2 separate regions of the Mus musculus genome follow, and region 2 is linked to region 1. Evidence: chromatin loops called from intact Hi-C (ENCODE). Cell type or tissue: left cerebral cortex. All regions are shown on one strand. Region 1 overlaps Ctnnbl1 (catenin, beta like 1). Region 2 overlaps Ctnnbl1 (catenin, beta like 1).

Evidence for each region. A loop is a pair of places that touch in the nucleus more often than their neighbours do. Peaks named below come from ENCODE experiments on the same cell type or tissue, not always from the same donor. Only the 100,000 strongest peaks of a DNase experiment are listed, where the experiment ranks them.
Region 2: a loop joins it to region 1, with 3 times the contacts of the local background. A loop is called at or near these places in 5 of 42 quality-filtered maps.

What each region holds. Positions count from the first base shown.
Region 1 is chr2:157,856,609-157,861,608 of GRCm38, reverse strand. All of the region lies in intron 11 of Ctnnbl1 (catenin, beta like 1), which reads right to left. Among named protein-coding and RNA genes, the nearest start is that of Vstm2l, 56 kb to the left of the region's middle. In left cerebral cortex, no CTCF peak of the experiment used is centred here; DNase peaks (open chromatin) are centred at 2,076, 2,363, 2,847, 3,103 and 1 more place; H3K27ac peaks cover 1,213 bases.
Region 2 is chr2:157,802,280-157,807,279 of GRCm38, reverse strand. It overlaps Ctnnbl1 (catenin, beta like 1), which reads right to left. Exons shown (of 16, transcript NM_025680.4): 6 at 512-605. Among named protein-coding and RNA genes, the nearest start is that of Ctnnbl1, 67 kb to the right of the region's middle. In left cerebral cortex, no CTCF peak of the experiment used is centred here; DNase peaks (open chromatin) are centred at 2,040, 2,611 and 4,373; H3K27ac peaks cover 3,642 bases.

The DNA of each region.
Region 1 (5,000 bases):
CTACTAATAAATGTAGCTTCCCTAAGAACAGATTTCAGCCCATGGTAGTGTCAATTTTTCATACACCAAGGAGATGGGGAGAGCCGCTGGCACAGAGAGCAGAGGAGATAACAGGTTTATCTGCTGGCCAGCACCGCTCAGCTGCTCTGTCATTTCGACAGCATAAAATGGAGGTGAAGGATGGCTACGGAGCTGTCAGTGTGGACATGTAGATGCAGTAGCTCCACGGCAGAGGAAAACACATAGACATATATCCTCCTATCAGGCACACATGCTCCACATACATACATGCCACACAGGTGCCACATACACAATCCACCACACCACATCTATACATCCCACATGCTACCCCTGGAACCCACAAAGGGGAGGGTCAAGTAAACCTCCATTTTTCAATTCACTGGTGAGAGAGGTTGGCATCTTAGCATCCTGGTGGAATGTATGAGCCAGCACAGACACTGTGCCCATGTAACTCCCTGCCTGCTGGGCATCCTGCTCAATAGTCATACAACTGGCTGCCTCCTACATTAATTACTGAAATTGCCTGGAGGGGTGGCTCTGGTCCACCCTTCCCCCTTTACTCTCCTCAGGGCCTCTCTAGGGCGATTAGCAATGAGCTAGATTGCTAAAAGTTTGATTTTCCAGGGCAGTTAAGAGTTTTATGATTTTCAGAGCTGGAAGGGGCTAGAGCTCTCTAGTCTACTTCCCCTGGGGTTCTTCATATAGAAACAATGGCCTAGGGAAGGGTATGACTTGCCTCAGGTTAAAAGCACATTCGAAGGAGCACAGGAATCTACAATCTACAGCTGATCCACCCACCCTCGCTCCCTCCCTCTGTTCCTCAAACCAGTCTACTGTAGAATCTGAGGAATACTTCAGCATGGACTCTGGGCATCCACCTCTCTTAGAGATGGTGTCTCAGTTAAGGATCCTCACTTACACGCAAACCAGGGCTTTCCAGACTAGGGAAATGAGGGAGTCATTCCAAGTAGGTTTCTGGTGTACACCGTTTTGCAAAAAATTGAACAGGTCAGTGTTTCTTAAAAGTCAGCGAGGTCTAAATCCCAAGATGCATTTGGTAAGCAGCGTCTCACTCTGTGAGAAGAGCCATTTCCCCTCTAGAGAGACCTGTTCCTAAGGGGAGATAGGTATCAGGTCCCTGCAGAGAGAGACAAGCCCCAAGTCCTTGCTTCAGAACCATCCAGGCTTGAGTTCAAATCCTGCCCCCAGCAGTTCCTAGCTATTAAACCTCAGAGTGGGTGTTTTTTCTGCCTCAATTTCCTTGTTTGTAAGATGAGGTTGATCCATCACCTATTAAATCCATGGTCTCAAGGGAACATGCACAGTGCTCACTCATCAGATGGCAGCCTAAGATGTGCTGCACCAAAAAGAGCTTCGTGGGACTTCTTCACCTGTGCACTGGGGGCTTGGCTCTCTCCTTCCACACTTTTCTGGTCCCATAGTCCCTGCAGTGTGCTTGTCTGCCTGGGTCCTGGTGAGAAAATATCTTTCTAATACTAAAATGGAGCAAGGTCAACTTCACTCTTGCTCTTTAATCCTACAATAAATTAAAATAAAGTGCTGGGGTGTGACTGTCTATAAAGCCAAATAATACAAAATTCTGGAGACCCGCAGACATCCCCGAGGCAAGTAGTAGCTGTTTATAGGAAGCTGAAGGACACATCATATCTAGGCAGAGATGAGCTTACCTTTCAATAAAAATGAATACATTTAGCCATAATAACCATTTATTGAAAAGAGAATACATAATTTGCAGAACTATAAAAAATAGCTTATTGTTCCTCAGTTGTGGTCAGTGATAGGACATAAAGCATTCTGAATATCTTCTATGTGCTAGATACCATAGCAAGCAGAGGACCATAGAGATGAATGTAGGACTGTGCAAAACTACCTGTGTCTTGAAGAGAGGTGTGTGTGTGTGTGTGTGTGTGCGCGCGCATGCTGTGGTACATGTGGAGGAGTTGGCTCTCTCCTCCCACCATGTGAGTCTCAGGGCTCTGACTCAGGCTGTCAGGCTTGGCAGCAAGTGCCTTTACCTGCTGAGCCATCCATCTCGCCAGGCTTGGCAGGCCACTCTACAGCCTCAGAACCTCCACCTGCCTTCCAATGGTCCAAATGCTTGGCTAAGGACACACACACACAGGTCAGCCAGGGTTCTAATAGGATGGAAATGGTCCCTGTTCTTCACACATCAGGCTATATCCTGGTCAGATCCAGCAAGGCTTCTTTAAAATTCAGGCCATGCTGCCTTTGTTTCCACTCAACACCCAAGGCCACCGGTGCCTTTGTTTTAAGGAAACCAAATGCCGCGCTGTTTTTATGCTCTAAAATTACAGCCATCCAGTTTTAGTACTGAGCCCACTGCCCACCTCCCTTCAGCTACCCAGATGGACTGACATCCTGGTTTCTGCTAAGATTCTAGATGCAAACAGGATGTTCAAAATACCCTAATTAGATCGATCCCAGCCTCAGCAGTGGTGTGCTGGAATACAGATTAATCTGCCTCATGGTCTGCACTGGTAGCTGAAGTAGCAGGAGGCCCTGTCAAATCAAGTCATAGTCATATCTTCTGCTTTTATTATTATTGTTTTTTTTTCTCTTCTTACACTTCATGATAATGGACATCTGCCTAGTCAGGGATGTATTGAGCCATGCAGAGTCACACGTGTATGCTCAGCCCCTCCTGCTGAATATTGATGCCAGTCAGATCACTCTTCGAAAGACACATGCATCTGTGTGAGCATCTATGTATAGCCTCTTTGGCACACACATAAAATACATGTATTCTTCTCCAACCTCCCCTGAATATTCAATACACGGCAGGCAGGCATATGTGGGGGCTTGAGATGGCAGCACACATGCAAACTACAATGTGTCTGTGTGCACTCTGCATGTCTCATGTCGCTTCACTCTCACAACAACCTACAGGTCACTTTGACCAGTCTCCCTGTTTCCCATCAAGGAACAAGTGACCTGGTCAGTTCTACAGTGACCAAGCTCATCCTTTCCCTTAAGTGTTACAACAGCCCCCAACCCTGCTGGTGAGGCAGATAAAACCACAAGCTACTTCCCCTCAGCGAAGCTTTCAAAGCGGAACGCCAGGGAGGATGTGTGGGAATGCTCTCCCACTCTGCTGTCCATCAGAGCCCTTGTCACACTAAGCCACAGGGCCTCAGTCCCGCCTGTCCTTAGTCCTGCATCACACACACGCACACGCACACACACACAAACATCTAAATCCCTGAGAAGGGAGGGAGAGGAAGGTCAAGGCAAACGAAATGCTCCAGTTTCCCAGCAGTGGAACACGGGGGCAGAGGAGTAAGAGTATGCCAGACAAAGTGCAAGAGGCTGGGGCACAGAGACATGAAGAGCAGGTCTCTCACTGGAGGTGGGCAAGGGTGGAGCAAATAGGGAAGTGTAGGAGGCGTAAGCTAGAATCCCACATCTCAGTCTAGAATCTGGACTTCGTTGCATATGACACAGGTCAGCTAGCAGAAACAAGCAGCACTATGTGTGTTCTAAGAGAGTCATCCTAGAAAAGGGACAGGGAGGCGTCTCACAGAATCACAGGCACCAAACAAGTTTTCACTGCATTCAGATGTCTCTAACAGTAAACTGTCCCTAAGCAGAATTTGAAATAGTCAATGACCTCCCTCAAGAGTCTCAGGCTTGGCCATCTTCCTCTGGGAGGGAGGGGGATGTACAAAGGAACTGGGAGAATAGACTTTTAGTCCACACCCCAAGAAAAACTCTCTATGGGTCTTTTGTCCACCTACAGCTTGGGGACCTTTTCTTGACTATGGGGTGAGAATGACTTAGATAGCCTGCTAGTTATCAAAAAGACGCAAACTAGTGAGTGACCCAACATGAGGTCATGGAAACGTGAAACCACTGAGACTTAGACAAGTGTTCCTGGCAGCTCTATTCCCCAAGGTCCAATTCTGGAACAGCCTATTAACAGGAAGAATGAAGTTTATCCACATAACAGAATTCTACTCAGCAACAACAATAGCAACAACAAAAGAACCCACCAATGCATACCTCAACTATGAACGAACTTCACAAAGGGCACACAGAGTGGATGCCTTACCCGGTAGACAAGAAGGTATTGTGTGGCCCCGGAGTGAAGATCTAGGTGAGGTTAACCTTGTTGTGGTGGGGAAAAAGGAACAGCGGTAAGTTACCTCTATGGGGGCAGGGAGGATTAGTGAAAGGGAATTTTCTGGGGTACTAGAATGTTCTATATTTGACAGTGCCCTTGCCCAAATGCATTACTAGTCTCTCAAGCTCCGTGCATCCCAGTCGTACCTGAGCAATAACAAAGCGAGGTTAATGATAAGCACACTGGAGTGTGACATATGCTGGTGTCTGCAACTTACATTCTGCACCAAAAAGTCACCCAGGCGATGAGAGGCACGTAAAAGTAACAGAGTGGTAAAGAAGGCAGGTGGGGCGTGAACGGTGGCCAGTGCCAGGTATGGCAGCATTTGCTCCACCTTTCTTTCACCTTTTCTACGTTTGAAATTTTCTTAAAAGGCTAAGGAGGAGGCAGAAGTGAGAGGAGCATGAACTGGGTACAAAGGAAGTGCCTTCCAAAGGCAACTCTCTGAAAAGGAGTTCTCAGACGTGTTATCTGAAACTGCGAATGCCGAATGCCGTTTCCCACTGAAGCCTGTTCTACCTGAAGCATCACTAAATTTAACTAAATACTCTCACTTCTGGGTTGTGCTGAGACTCCACAAACACCCTGCACTCACTGGGTGCAGAGAGGTGCGGTACCGCCTGGGTTGGCTTTCCTTCCCCTGGGATTCCCTTCATCGGCCCAGAATCACACGGATTAGGGAAGTACTTAAGTGCTATCCTGCTAAAGCTGGAACCCGGGGGAAAAGCTTCTGTGTGTTACCGCCTGGCTCCCAGAGCCCAGGGACCAGGGCTGAATGGTGTGGCTTCTCATAGGCCCAAGGCTCCCAAGGAGAAGT
Region 2 (5,000 bases), 54 kb after region 1:
CTGAAGGAAGTGGGTGAGGGAAGCTGACACGAGATCACCCACAAATTTAAAACTTTGCTTCCTAGGGCAGAAAGGGCCCCACAAGGATTTCATCTTAACTTTTGGAGGCAAAGGCTGCTAAGGAGAGGTGTTCATATTGCTCTTGCAAAGATCTGGGTTTGCTTTCCAGCACCTATATCAGAGGGTCTACCACTTTTAACTCTAGCACAGGAAATCCAACAAGGATCTCCTGGCCTCCACAATGATGTGCAAACACTCCCCAACATACATATATACATAATTAGAAACAGTAAAATCTTAAAATAAAATTTAGGAGCCAGCATATTTTATATTTTCTCTTGGATGGGTACCTACTTAGTGGATTTCAGCTTTTATTGCCTATATACCAAATCAAAGCTGTAGTTACATGAAATGCACACATGGGTCTTCATTTTTAAAAGGCAGCTTTGGAGTATAGGGGAAAAAAAAAAACCAAAACCCATTTGGTTGTTAATTGGTGCCAGCCCCTCACCTAGGGTGTTGTGGACGCCATCAGCCTCCTCCCTCACAGACTCATCCAGGCGCTCCAGATTCTGCACCAACAATGCGGCCACCTGCCCGTCCACCTGCGGGAATAGGAAGCAAAGGAAGAGAAGAACACATCACAGGTCAATCCCCAAATGTCCCCATTCCCCTAGTCACAGCTCTCCATTCAAATGAGCAAACTGAGTGCAGAACTGGCAGCCTGCAGTGCTCTCTCAACCCATGGCCTCTTCAAGGCACTCCGAGGCAAGGAAGGGGTCTTAATGGCTTCCTAACCCCAAGTTAGTCCTGACCCCGGCTGGGCAAGCCAGAGATGAGTGGCACAAAGGAAAAGGCAGGGTTACAAAGCTGGTGAATGCAAGGTTCTCATGGTCATCATCCCACCTCTCCTTCCCCAAGCTCTGCCTCAGCAGTACCTACACATGATGGAAAAACAGGGCATGAGGCATTGGGTAAAACATACTTCCAGCTCTTACTTGAGTCACCTTTTGAGGTCGGTAGGAAACCCACAGTAGCTACAGAATACACACATCTGCCAAGGAGCGATACCAAAGTCAGGATTCCTTCTAGAATCTTGAAGAGAGCCTTTCCTCCTTTACACTGCCATCTGTACAACAGGTTCTGGGGGACTGCCTGTGGGCAACCCCAGGGCATGCAGGGAAGGAAGGAGGGAAGGCAGCCCTGGTTTTCTCTCCTGGAGAAGAGACTCTTTAGCTAAGACAGCTGTGATCAGGCATCTAGGAAGACTGGAGAGCTGGGTACAGCCTCCCTTCCCCTTCCCACTGCCTTGCTTGCCTTACACAGGAAGTGAGGATAAAGAAGAATCCTACAGCAATCGCAGGAAAATGGGGGGAGGGGGCACTACTTTTGGCTAAAGGAACAACTCAAAATGCCCACAATCAAGTTTGCATCGAGTTTTGTTCTCACTCCATGCCATTTACCTCGCTGGGGAAGAAAAAGCCAAGTTCTTTGCTAGCAAGCCCCTTACTTCACGGACCCTGGCTCACTTTAAGATCTTGAACAACTCTGCCCAAACAGATACCTGAGAAACTAACCTTACCAAATAAACTTATGCAGTCACTGTGTGCTCTCAGTCAGTGTTGCATCTACCCTGGCATAAAGCTCACAGCTCTCACTCACAGAGCACACAACAAAGGCTCAGGGAGGTTAGGCAGCCTGGCCAGAGCCATAGAGCTGGGACAGCAGTGAGCAGAGAACAGAAAGACAGACAGGAGGAGGAAGAGCCCAGTGAGCTGCACTCTACAGACCTGGTTGGACAGAGCCTAAGGATGACAGGGAGGAGAAGACAAATACAGCCCCTGCTCTTTCTGGGACTTTCTGAGACTCAGGGGCAACATCTGGACATGAAGAAAATCTGAAATTTGTGGCCTGTCTGCACACCCAGTTGCTAGTCAGTGACGCTTTCTGAGCTCTCCCTTATGCCTTGGGGAAGGAATGGGGACGGAGCCACTGGAGAGGAGCTGGTGCCAGAGCTGGAAGGGCTGCAGCAGAAAATGAGCTGCTCTCCCTCTTCTCCCAGGGATACACAATCGTGCTCTCAAGTCTCACAGCCAGTAAGAACATTAAAGTGTTTCCCTTAATAAACTGAATCATTTATGCATGGCAAAGAAAGCAGAAAACATCTGGGGGCACAGAGCATCCACAACTTAGTTTTTTCTAAACCACCCTAACTAACTCCCCTATCTCCCCCAATTCAGAAGTGGCAAACGTCACAGCTCTGCTTGGCAGCAATGGCTTGTCACTGCTACAAACAAGACGGCATGGCCGGCTTCTGCTGCGATGGATGGCAGCATTATTTATTTGCATTATTTGTCTCTTTCCCTGATTCTTAGTTATGTTTGCCATCTCTGCTGTCTAGAAACTGGCAGGACAGTGGCGGTGAGCAGCACTTAGATCCTAGAGCCAAGTGGATATGGTTGGTGGGTGTCTGGCTGGAGGAAAGTCTTTTTTCTTGTTACAGAAATCTAACTTCCAACAGGCAGACTTTTTAAGCTTGCAAAGTGTGAAACTCAATGTTTAGTTGGGTTAGATACAATTTTATCTGATTGCAGGAGGGCCGAGAGCAGTCAAAATACATTTAGCTCAGAAAACCCTTAGGAAAGTATTTGTATTATGCATGGCTCTGGAGTCGGCTGGTAAGGAGTGCAAATTAGCATTCTGCCTACTTCCTCCAGCCTCCAGCCTACCTTCAATTTTCTGGATCTGTGACCAAGTCTGAAACTAAAAACAAATCCTGCGTGGGGATTAAAGCACCAGCCAGAGCAGCCCTGGCCTTGGAAATGAGGTCTCTCTGAGGCCTGGCAGTTTCTGATAAGTCTCTGGTTATTTCTGCTTGTTAGCAGGTCCCCAAACAGCAGGTCTCACTATGAGGAGGTTTGAGGGCATGATCAGACATCTTTTTCCACTTGACCAAAGAAGAAGGATATAAGAGAAAAGGAGGAAAGAGGGAAACAGGCAGATGAGAGGGTCTGAAGAGGATTCCTTTTCTACCTGGCCCACTCCATGACACTCAAGAGCTAGATTGGAGTTCTTCCACCCACAACGCGTTTCAGAAATGTCATGTTTAAAAAAATAATAAAATAACCCCCAAACATGTGGAAGGGATCTTGATCAAATAAGTTTTGAAAGTCATAATACTAAAAGCAAGCCTACAGTCACCTCTTGAGATATGTGCCTCCATTCCTGCCCTCCCACTCCCCACCCACAGCTGCCTGTCGGTTGTTCTAAACATCTAGACAGACACTTGCCAATCCCATGCCTAATGTCTGCCCATGCAGACGATTTCACAGAGGCCTATAGGACGCAGAACCACTCCCCACACCAAGTGGCTCCTCTCATTCTCCCTGGTGCCAAGCTCATTCTCACCTTGGTCTCTTCCCTGTCCTACCCTGCTCTTGGCCATTTTGAATGGCTGGCTTCTTCTTGTACCCAGAACTCAGGCCTGTACTGGTTGATTTTGTGTCAACTTGACACAAGCTGGAGTTATCACAGAAAAAGGAGCTTCAGGTGAGGAAATGCCTCCATGAGATCCAGGTATGGCATTTTCTCAATTAGTGATCAAGGGGGGAGGGTCCCATTGTGGGTGGTTCAATCCCTGGGCTGGTAGTCTTGGGTTCTAAAAGAAAGCAAGCTGAGCAAGCCAGGGGAAGCAAGCCAGTAAGGAACATCCCTCCATGGCCTCTGCATCAGCTCCTGCTTCCTGACCTGCTTGAGTTCCAGTTCTGACTTCCTTTGGTGATGAACAGCAATGTGGAAAATGTGAGCTGAATAAACCCTTTCCTCCCCAACTTGCTTCTTGATCATGATGTTCATGCAGGAATAGAAACCCTGACTAAGACAAGGCCTTTTTAGAGAACCAGGTCTAACCAGACCCCCACACACTCAGCCATTCCATTTTCATCCTCTGCATGACCATCTTGTTTCACCCCCTGAGAGCAGAGACCCTATCAGCCATACTGAGAGCTACAAGCAGCCAGTTTCTAGGACCAAGAGGAAGTCAGCACGCAGTGAGCATCAAGCGAATGAAGACCTGGTGAGTTCTGCTTTGCGACAGAGATAAAGGAGAGAACACGAATGGAAGCAAGAAGGCCAGGAAGCAGAGGCTGACACGGTGACAAGCGTCAGGAGACCCTCAGCGTGGCTGCACCTGAGCAGCACAAAGCAAGCAGCACATCAGACCAAGGCAGACCATGGCCTGCGCTCAGGACTGGGCATCTGAGAAGGGCTGCCTGAGGGCAAGGATGGGTGTGGAAGGGTCCCCAGGTTCTCTACAGCAAGGTACACTTGCTCCAGTCTACAGAAGATGCGGGGCTCAGGCAGCTTCACGCCTCAGCGGCTCTTTACCCTGCTCTGTATGACTCCTCCGCACAATCTGAAATTCTGTTGGCTTGGCCCCAGATCTGACCAGCCCTACTCTTCATCCCACAGAGCCTGCCTTCTCAACCTCCTGGCCTCCTGTATCCTCATTGCTGTTTTCTTTAAACAAAGCCTCCATCTTTGGATGTCTTATTTAGACCCAAGTCATCCAAATATTTAAAAATAATTACTGAAAATGCTTTCTGAAACATTTTCAAACTGAAAACTGTTCAACAAACATCCACAAACATGTCACCATGTGGTAGATGACACTTCTCACCATCACCTGACATTTACAAACTGCTGGATCTCCACCAGTTCTGGAAAACAGCCAGCAAGTAGTGGGTGCCCTAAAGATCTCTAAATACGTACTGATGCCTCACAGGTGCACTGTGTGACAAACATGTGAAACACAACACGGAAGGGAAAGTAACCTTCACAGGGCACACAGTGAGTGGCAGAGCTGCAGGCCTGACCAGTCCCCCAGTGGGACCACAACTTGGGAAAGACAAACTGGCCCACAGAAGCTATAATGCAATGTGTCAAGTTCCCAGGTCTCTGCTGGGGAGATGATATGGAAAAGCTTCAAAGACTGAGCTGAG